Regions from separate parts of the Homo sapiens genome. Here region 1 is linked to region 2. Evidence: chromatin contacts called from ENCODE Hi-C or POLR2A ChIA-PET data. All regions are on one chromosome and are shown on one strand. Each heading gives the region's core, a stretch centred on a gene start or an enhancer-like site at or near the end of the contact. The rest is flanking DNA. Distances are from core to core; before and after follow the strand shown.

Evidence for each region. A loop is a pair of places that touch in the nucleus more often than their neighbours do. ChIA-PET counts read pairs that join two places held with the same protein, here RNA polymerase II (POLR2A). Pooled maps may share reads with other maps.
Region 1: a loop to region 2 is called in a pooled map, with 14 times the contacts of the local background. The contact joins two enhancer-like sites. A Hi-C loop is called at or near these places in 2 of 168 maps with a recorded cell type or tissue (HepG2 and breast epithelium), 4 of 37 single-sample maps with no recorded cell type and 11 of 50 pooled maps. POLR2A ChIA-PET finds 5 or more read pairs at or near these places in 2 of 52 experiments (H1 and Panc1).

Annotation. Positions count from the first base shown.
Region 1 is chr5:957,373-961,687 of GRCh38, reverse strand. No RefSeq gene overlaps it. Among named protein-coding and RNA genes, the nearest start is that of LINC02982, 38 kb to the left of the region's middle. RefSeq lists an enhancer at 773-1,012. Within about 2 kb of position 2,832, at least 10 of the 41 ENCODE cell types and tissues checked have a DNase peak (open chromatin) inside an H3K27ac peak, as active enhancers do; they include Panc1, where a contact is called at or near this core.
Region 2 is chr5:909,529-914,216 of GRCh38, reverse strand. It overlaps TRIP13 (thyroid hormone receptor interactor 13), which reads right to left. Exons shown (of 13, transcript NM_004237.4): 10 at 2,221-2,374. Among named protein-coding and RNA genes, the nearest start is that of TRIP13, 19 kb to the right of the region's middle. Within about 2 kb of position 1,821, at least 5 of the 41 ENCODE cell types and tissues checked have a DNase peak (open chromatin) inside an H3K27ac peak, as active enhancers do; they include Panc1, where a contact is called at or near this core.

The DNA.
Region 1 (4,315 bases), core at 1,583-4,082, 46 kb before region 2:
TGAGTCCAGGGCCTGAAGGACCCTGTGGCTTCCCTCTGGGTCACTCTGTCTGCCTTGGGTCACTCGTCCTGAAGGAAGCCAGCCACTGCGTGCGGGGCCCTGCGTGGAGAGGCCCTCATGGTGAGGAGACGTCCGGCCCACAGCCACGAGGAGCCGCGACCTGCCAGCACTGGGGGTGAGCTTGGACCTGCCCCTCCAGCCCTGTGGAGGCTTCAGAGCCATGGCCTGGGACAGCTGCTCAGCTGAGCCAGACCCACCCAGCCAAGCCCTTCAGAACCCCGTTGAGTTTGGGGGTCATTTTTCTGCGGCAGTGTGGACCACCAGGAAGGACATCCTTCACGCAGACCCGCCGTGGCAGAGGCTTCACGGTCTCTGGGGCTGTTGTCTCCCCACCAGCTGGCCCACAGGTCCCAGAGGGACACGCAGGAAGACTCTTTCGCCCGTCGGGAGTGGCTCACCTCCCGTCCCCTGGATTCTCTGGAAGGACAGTGGCCTCATGGCCACGCCCGTGTGTGAAGGCTGCTGAGGAGAGCAGCCTGGCTGGGTTCCAGAGGACGAAGCAGGTCAGGAAAGAGACGGAGAAGGGGGAGCAGCTTGGCAAGTGGTCCCACGGTGGGCCCCCAGGGATCTCCCTGGAAGCTGTGGCAGCTGTGCTGCCGTGGAGGGCGCCTTGTCCTCACCAGATCCTGTGGCCTCCCTGGAGGGTGGAGTGTGTGCTGGCACCAAGGTGACGGAAAGGCCCCCCTCCATTACAGCATTGCACACATTTTTAATAGGAAGATACAAAGTGGTGTCAAAGGCCCACTGAGAAGACAGCTGAAGCTTGGCCACCCCACCTCCCACGCAGAGCCAGGCACTAGGGCAGAGGCTCCGGCTCTGAGTCCTGGCACCCCTGGGCCCTCCGTCATCATCACATGGGTGACATGGGAGGAGGTGGCCGAGGTGAGAAGCCCAGCCCATGTGGCCACTGTGAGTTGTGGGTGGGGAGGAGGCCTCTGCAGGAGTGGCAGGGCAAGGGCAGGCAGCAGCAGAGTCGCAGCCCAGGGCTGGCGTGAAGCAAAGCAGGAAAATCACATTATTCAGTTGCTTTAAAAATAACAGCATTTACAGGGCAAAACGGGGTGGCCCAGGTTTAAAAGAAACCACCTGTCTGTTCTGACGGTCAAAGCGTGAGGGAAGCCAGTGGTCCAAGCAGATGGAGGCGTCCGGGTCTGGGCAGGAACGTGTCTGCCACGTGCGGTCTGGGTTCAGGTGAATCAGGGAAGAGGAACCCCAGGGGCAGGAAGTGCTGGGGACGCCCCTGTGAGGCTCTGGGTCCAGCCTGCTGAGAAGGGGTTGCCAGGGGCTGGGGCGGCTGCCTGGACTCCCTGAGAATCCTGCAGCCCGGCTGACCTGGGCGCTCATACCAGGTGGGGTGGGGTGGGGAGGGCACACCAGGCGGGCACACACCCAGTGGGAGGGCACACCGGGAGGGCAGGCACACCGGGCAGGGCAGGCACACCGGGCGGGGGACACTCACTGGGAGGGGGGCCCTCACCACGCAGGGCAGGCACACGGGGGGGACACTCACTGGGCAGGATGGGCACACTGGGTGGGGCGGGCACACCAGGCCGGGTGTGCATGAGACAGCAGCCGCTCTGGAGAAGCGCAAAGCCTTTAGGATCTTAGTGTGATCTCACGTGTGGGTTCACGAGTCCTGTCCCATCCTGGTCATGGTGTCCAGAAAAACAGGACGGCGCATAAGTGGCCCTGCTGCTTTTGTGAGGACGAGGGAGCTTCAGGGGGTGAGAAGGGAATGGTGGGTGTGGCGCAGGAGATGGGCCAGCAGAGGGACGTCCGACCTGGGCAGCAAGCAGGAGAGCCCCAGAGGTCACCTCCATCGGAGACGCAGGCACGCCCTTCCCCACCTGCAGCCCTGGGCTCTCTCCGCGGCATCGGAGTGTGAGGGGAAGAGCTGCCTCTGAAACCCCCCACCGGCCCCACCATCTTATGGCGGCCCCGCTGACTGCCCCGCTGACCCCCCGCTGACCCCCCGCTGACCACTGGGGCCGTGGTGCCTCAAGCCTCGGCCGTCGCCTTGAATTTGGGCCCGGCTGGCAGTGCCCTGACTTGGCAACGAGACGCTGCCCAAGTCTCAGATATTCGATGCCTCACATTGCCAATATGGAGTCATTTCCCACATGGGGAAACTGAGGCACAGGGGGCACCCGGGCATTGCGGCACCTTGTGACCCAAGTCCCCATAGCGGCTTGAGGTCTACGGTCATCTCTGTCCCAGCCCCATGGTGGGGGAGTGGCCACTTGGGCTTTGGAAAGGGTACTCGTTTGGAAGGAGGCTTGCCTGTTGCGTGAGTGTGAGCTCAGATGGACTTGGGGGCCGATGGGGCCTTGTCACGTGGGGGGCAGGGCTGGGGGTGGGGAGCCGAGCTCGGCCCTTGGCAAAATGCCCAGAGATTTGTCAAGCGCAAGCACTGGCGTTCTCTGTCCCTTATGCTTACATTATTTGAATAGAAGAAGGCCAATCACATCGCTTCCCCAGGTGTGAATCACTGCCTACTTGGCAGGGACCGCAACCTTGGTTTGGCCTTTGGACACCGCACGCACATGTCATGACCCTCCTGGCTTTGGGAACGTGGTGTCCGGCTTACGGCTTGGGGTCCCCGTGCCAGGGAGCACTGAACGCAGCCGCCCACGTGTGGACTCATCGGACAGAGTGCGGCTGCTCCGTTTCCCATCCGCGCTGTTTTTTGTGCCCCTGGCCAGCAACGCCTTGGCGGGAACACCCAGTCCCTCCAGAACCGCCGAAGCTCCCCCGGCGCCTGCTCCCGGCCTGCGGGCTCCCAGCGCCACATCCTCCCCCAGGCACGGCTGTTGCCAGGCATCTGCACGGCCCTAGTCCTGAACCAAACCGCAACGGCAGAGCTGAGCACGTACCTGCGTCTGTTTGGTTTGTTTCCCAGGAGTCCGGCTCCAGATTAAAGAACCGTGTGAGGCCGCACTTTGCTTTTCGGGTACACGCCTCTGCACACTGTGTGTCTGGTGGAGGGCAGGGTCCTGTGGTTTCCAGCAAAGCCGACCTCCATGGAAACGCAAGTGGAAAATGCTTTCTTGAGAAAGTTCCAGTCAATGACAAAATGGCCCTTCCCCAAATGCCGTAGTCTCTCGCTGAGACCCTGTGCCAGCGTGGGGAGGTGCCCTTCCCTGAGTGCCGCAGTGTCCCCTGTGCTGAGACCCTGTGCCAGCGTGGGGAGGTGCCCTTCCCTGAGTGCCGCAGTGTCCCCTGTGCTGAGACCCTGTGCCAGCGTGGGGAGGTGCCCTTCCCTGACTGCCGCAGTGTCCCCTGTGCCAGTGTGGGTGTCCTCAGGGCTGAGCAGGGGCCCCGTGGCTGGAACTTTGTCACCTTTTGAGCCAGACAGCCTGCGAGGGAGACTCCCGGTGGTCACCACCACAGCAGGTGGCAGCCATGCGCCAGTTCTCAGCCCCGTCCACGCCTCATAGTGTTACGCACGAACCCTTCATCCTGCTCCAAACAGAATGAGAATGTCATGTCGCAGCCTTGTCTAGAAAGCTCACCAGAGAAGGGGGGTAAAAGCAAGTCCCTGAAAAGTCACAAGAAGACGACCCTGTGTGAGCAGTCCCTGACCCACTGATTTGACGTCCAAAATGGCTTCCACACTGGATTTCCTGCTTCCCCACACCCTCAGCTTTGGCTTAGGGCCAAAGCCATTCTAGCCAGAGCCGTGGGTCCTTCCCATCAGCAGGCCTTGCTTCCTGCTTCCCGCACTTCAGAGATGGGCGCCGACCACACAGGGCAAGGGACACGCTGGGTGCCCTCAAGAGGAGTGGGTGGAATGGCCCAGAAATACCCCAAATAAATAAGGCTGGGCATCGGTGGCAAGGATGGCAGAGGGGCCAGTGAGCCACTGCTGAGCGCAACCTGGGCTGGGCTGGACAGACGCTTGAGGAGGCCAGGTGGGCAGGGACAGGGGACACAGAGAAGGCTGCGGTGCTCAGGGAATGAAGCCAGCATGACCGGACGTCACCCCTTGGCCAGGCTGCACCAGGCCCTGAGCCACATCCCCTGCGAGGTCAGACCACAACCCAAACAGTTGTTTGATCTTAAAACTAAGCCTGTGTTTGTAACAGGAAACCAGCCCCAGCATGGCTGGGGTGAGTCGCATTAAACTGTGGTGCGTGCCACAGAAAACCTCAAAGGAACGAGGGCACGGTCCAGGGATGCTCCCTGCTTGGAACAGGAGCTCCGGGCCGGGCGCGCAGGCAATCCCAGGGGCGTCCAGAGGAGGCGCCACACCTAA
Region 2 (4,688 bases), core at 572-3,071:
AACATAGCCTCTTCTGTGTTTCGAGCCAAAACTTTTCCTCCCTGTGTGTCAGGAAGGGAAGGGACCTGGAGGCACCCAGTCCAGTCTGTTATGCCACCTTCGGAGACGTCAAAACCCACAGTGGGCAGAGCTGGGACTTAGAGCCAGGACTTCCACTGACTTCCAAAGCAGGATCCTAGTTTGTCTGTTTTAAAGGTGAGGCTTGTTTGGCAGCATGACAGTGTCTGACTGACCGAGGAGCTGAGCACCAGAAGTTCCCCTCAGAGATCATTTGTCTGGAAGTCATGCTTTTCCAAGCAGCCTTGCCAACAGTCAGGTGCGCACACTGACTTACTATGACTGAATTCTAATACGAACCGTTCTGACTCAGGAACAAGGAGAAGGAAGAAAATAGCATTGTCTGAACATTTTGGAGGTTTGTTGAGGGGTGTGAGCAAAATTAAGACAGTTTGTGCTTGTGCTTTGGGGGATATTGAGCTTTCGAGACCAGTTCAATATCCACTGTGACATCTGCATGTCTTAATTTCATATAAACTGCCTAAAATAAGAAACTACCCCTATCACTGGGCACGGTGGCTCACGCCTGTAACCTCAGCACTTTGGAAGGCTGAGGTGGGCGGATCACTTGAGGTCAGGAGTTTGAGACCAGCCAGGCCAACATGATGAAACCCTTTCTCTACTGAAAATACAAAAATTAGCCAGGTGTGGTGGCATGCACCTGTAATCCCAGCTACTCACGAAGCTGAGGCACGAGAATCGCTTGAACCCAGGAGGCGGAGGTTGCAGTGAGCTGCGATGGCACCACTGTACTCCAGCTCTAGGTAAGAGTGAGACTGTGTCTCAAAATAAACAAACAAACAAAAAACTACCCCTGTCCTACACTGTCCCAGAAAAAGTCCATCCCTCTTAGCTAACACTTTAAACAGCCCCTGGATTCACAGCACGAGTGTACAAGTGTATAAACGTCACACTGCGAGGGCTGGAACCCACACTGAAGGTGCGTGAGGACCTCCAACACACACGACTTCCTCGCAGGATCTGCTATCACGTGGGGCTCCTTGGCAGCAAAACTGCTGTAGAATCAGTCTTCAGATCACTGGCATTCTCCAGGCAAAGCTCCACAGAGCTCCGTCTCCTTTCCCCAACCCCCAAGAAAACCATGCCTGGACAGTGCTGACCCGGGCAGGCCCAGTGGGTCCATGGCTGAGACCAGTTCTCCCGTCCCCAACCACAGCAGGGTGTGCCATCCTTGTTAACACCCCTACTCTGTGGTACCAGCAGGTGGCAACAACTGCATTAAACTCATCACTGTTTAAATCCCCATTCACTGGTTTGCTTGGTTACCGCCCAACTACCCTAAACAAAGGCCCCTGCAGGATGATTTGTCTGGGACAGGTCTGTTCCCACAGGGGCTAGAGCAGCAGAAACACAAGCATGGGGCAGGTCCCTGCTAGCCTGACTCACACACACCGCAGCGTCACTGCCCATGGCGACGGCGTTCCAGACTCACGCACACTCACCACACGCGTCACTGTGCCCATGGCGACGGCCTTACTGACTCACACTCACCGCACATGTCATTGTGCCCGTGGCGACGGCCCTCCTGACTCACACTCACCGCACGTCACTGTGCCCGTGGCGACGGCCCTCCTGACTCACACACGCTCCCCGCACGCGTCGCTCTGCCCGTGGCGACGGCCTTCCTGACTCACACACACAACCCGCACGCGTCGCTCTGCCCACGGCAACAGTGTTCCTGCCTATCATCACAACAGGCGACTCAAGAACGTGACGTCATGTGGACCCCGTGACCAAAACCAGGCCCATACTACGCCCGTGATGTTTCCTCTTTCAGGTAAGGATACAGGCCCCCGAGAGGCAGGGCATTGGAAAAGCCCGGGGTAAGCTGAGAACTAAGGTTTGTGCAGCCAGCCAGGTAAACACAGCCGGTCACTGACGTCCCCTACACTGACTGGTACCTCAAATAATGAACAATGATGACTGTATTGTGCCAAAAGAACAAAAATATTGAGTCAGTGGCCCTAGTTTCAACTATCAGCTCAACCTGTCACATACAAAACTAGTTTTCAATTTAAGAAGGGAGTTAATGCATATGTTGAAATCCTCCGTACTGGAACGAGCTTATTTTAAGCTATCTTAATTAATTAAGAACATATAAGAAATCCATTTGTATCAAGAGGAAAAAAAAAATAAAGGTACCTTCATCAGTTCTTCCAAACAAGAGAGGTAGATTTTGAAGATGGCTGCTGCAGAGGGTGGCCCAATGTACTGCTTGATGTCAGCCCTGTCCACGAAGGCCACGTCGATCTTCTCGGTGATGTTAGAAGTGGTCAGAATCACAACATTGGAATGCCTGTTGTGGCCGAGAAGCAAGCACCACAGTCATCACGGCTGTCGGTGACCCAATTCTATCCTGCCCTATCTGGCAAGGAGGTTGGCAGGACGATGGCCAGCAGGCTGCCAACAGGAAGGAAAGTGGCCTTGTGCCAACACAGGCCACGCAGACCCCCCAGCCTTTGCTCTCGCTGCTCCTTGGCCTTCTGGGAATTCTACAGCCCCACTTCGCTCATTCCCTCACTGCCTTCAACCTTGGCAAGGATCTCACTTTCCTTTTTTTTTTTTTTTGAGACAGAGTCTCGCTCTTTCGCCCAGGCTGGAGTGCAGTGGTGCTATCTCGGCTCACTGCAAGCTCCGCCTCGCCGGTTCACACCATTCTCCTGCCTCAGCCTCCCAAGTAGCCGGGACTACAGGCGCCCGCCACCGTGCCCGGCTAATTTTTTGTATTTTTAGTGGAGACGGGGTTTCACCGTGTTAGCCAGGATGGTCTCGATCTCCTGACCTCGTGATCCGCCTGCCTCGGCCTCCCAAAGTGCTGGGATTACAGGCGTAAGCCACCGCGCCCGGCCTAGCAAGGATCTCACTTTCGCATGGCGTTCCTGATTGTGCCACCTACCGTGGGCTCTGGTGCCCACCACCACCTGGGCATGGCCACTCATCATCCCTAGACATACTCTAGAGCTGGGTTACTTCCCATGTTCATGATCTGCTCTCCCCTCTAGCGTCTAAACTCCATAGAGAGAGCCCCTGTTGTCTGGTCTGTTGACCAATGTCCCCCAAGGACCCAGCATGAGCCAGCAGAGCGGGCACAAGGTGCCCCCAGGGAGCATGCTGCACAGGCCTGGGGGGCGTGGCTGCACATGTGGCAGTGCTACCACTGCTGCCTGGGGAAGGTCAACTTCACCTAGACCCTGGCCAAGGGAGGGCAGGCCCTGTGCCTGCGCGCCGGGGTGAGCTAAGCAGAGGCAGGACAGGGAGCCTGTGGGTCCCCGGCAGAGGAACAAGGCACAGAGGTTGGGTGAGCTCACAGCTGCTCAGTCCAGCACCAGGAGGGTGGGGCTGCAGGAAGGGCCAGAGGGAGGCCTAGGCCTGCAGATCACGACCCAGGGGCTGACAATCCAGAGATGCGGGAGTGGACAGGACTGGTGGGGGACAGAAAGAGTCCTCTAGAGAGGGGCTGGAACCAGAAGCACGAGGGAATGAAGGCAAGAGAGGCAAGCGTGTCTCCTTGTTTCTTCCTGAGCCACACCCCCTTGTGACTGACAGGGAGAAGTCACGGTGGCCTCCATCCTCTGGTTTGAGTGGCAGGTGCACAGCGAGGCCATCAGCGTCGTGTGGAATCCCAGGAAGTTAGGGATTTGGGGCCCAGTGAGCAGTGTGGGAGTGTGCCTGGCATCCCGGGCATCTAAGCCTGATGTCTGGTCACAGGTGGATGTGCAGGTCTGGGATTCCCCCCACAGAACCCTGAGCTATGCTGAAGGGGCACACGCCAGGAGAGAAGGCCACAGACAGGCTGTGTAGACCCCTCCCTGCGGAGAGACGCCAGCAGCATAAACCGGGGAGACAGGAGAATGGAGGCCGGGGAGGGAGGCACAAAGAGATTCAGGGAAGGGGCCATCAGGGTGTCAGCGCTGTGCAAAGTTCCAGAAAGAGAAAAGGGAACACTCATGTGAATGCGGGGCTGCTGGGCTGCGGCGGGGGCAGGAGCCAGATTGCAGTAGACTGAGAGACAAGCCAGGTGGGGAAGGAAGTGGACAAGAGGAGAAGGAAGCCAGAGGCAGGGGAGGCCCCCCTCCAGGACCTGCACACTTGTTGGGGACAAGCCCCCCAAAATCTGGCCATAAACTGGCCCCAAAACTGGCCATAACAAAATCTCTGCAGCACTGTGACATGTTCATGATGGCCATAACGCCCACACTAGAAGGTTGTCGGTTTACCAGAATGAGGGCAAGGGACACCTGGCCCGCCCAGGGTGGAAAACCGCTTAAAGGCGTTCTTAAGCCACAGACAATAGCATGAGCGATCTGTGCCTTAAGGACATGCTCCTGCTGCAGTTAACTAGCCCCACCTATTCCTTTAATTCGGCCTATCCCTTCGTTTCCCGTAAGGGATACTTTTAGTTAATTTAATATCTATAGAAACAATGCTAATGACTGGCTTGCTGTTAATAAATACGTGGGTAAACCTCTGTTCGGGGCTCTCAGCTCTGAAGGCTGTGCGACCCCTACTTCCCACTTCACACCTCTATATTTGTGTGTGTGTGTGTCTTTAATTCCTCTAGCGCCGCTGGGTTAGGGTCTCCCCGACCGAGCTGGTCTTGGCACACATTC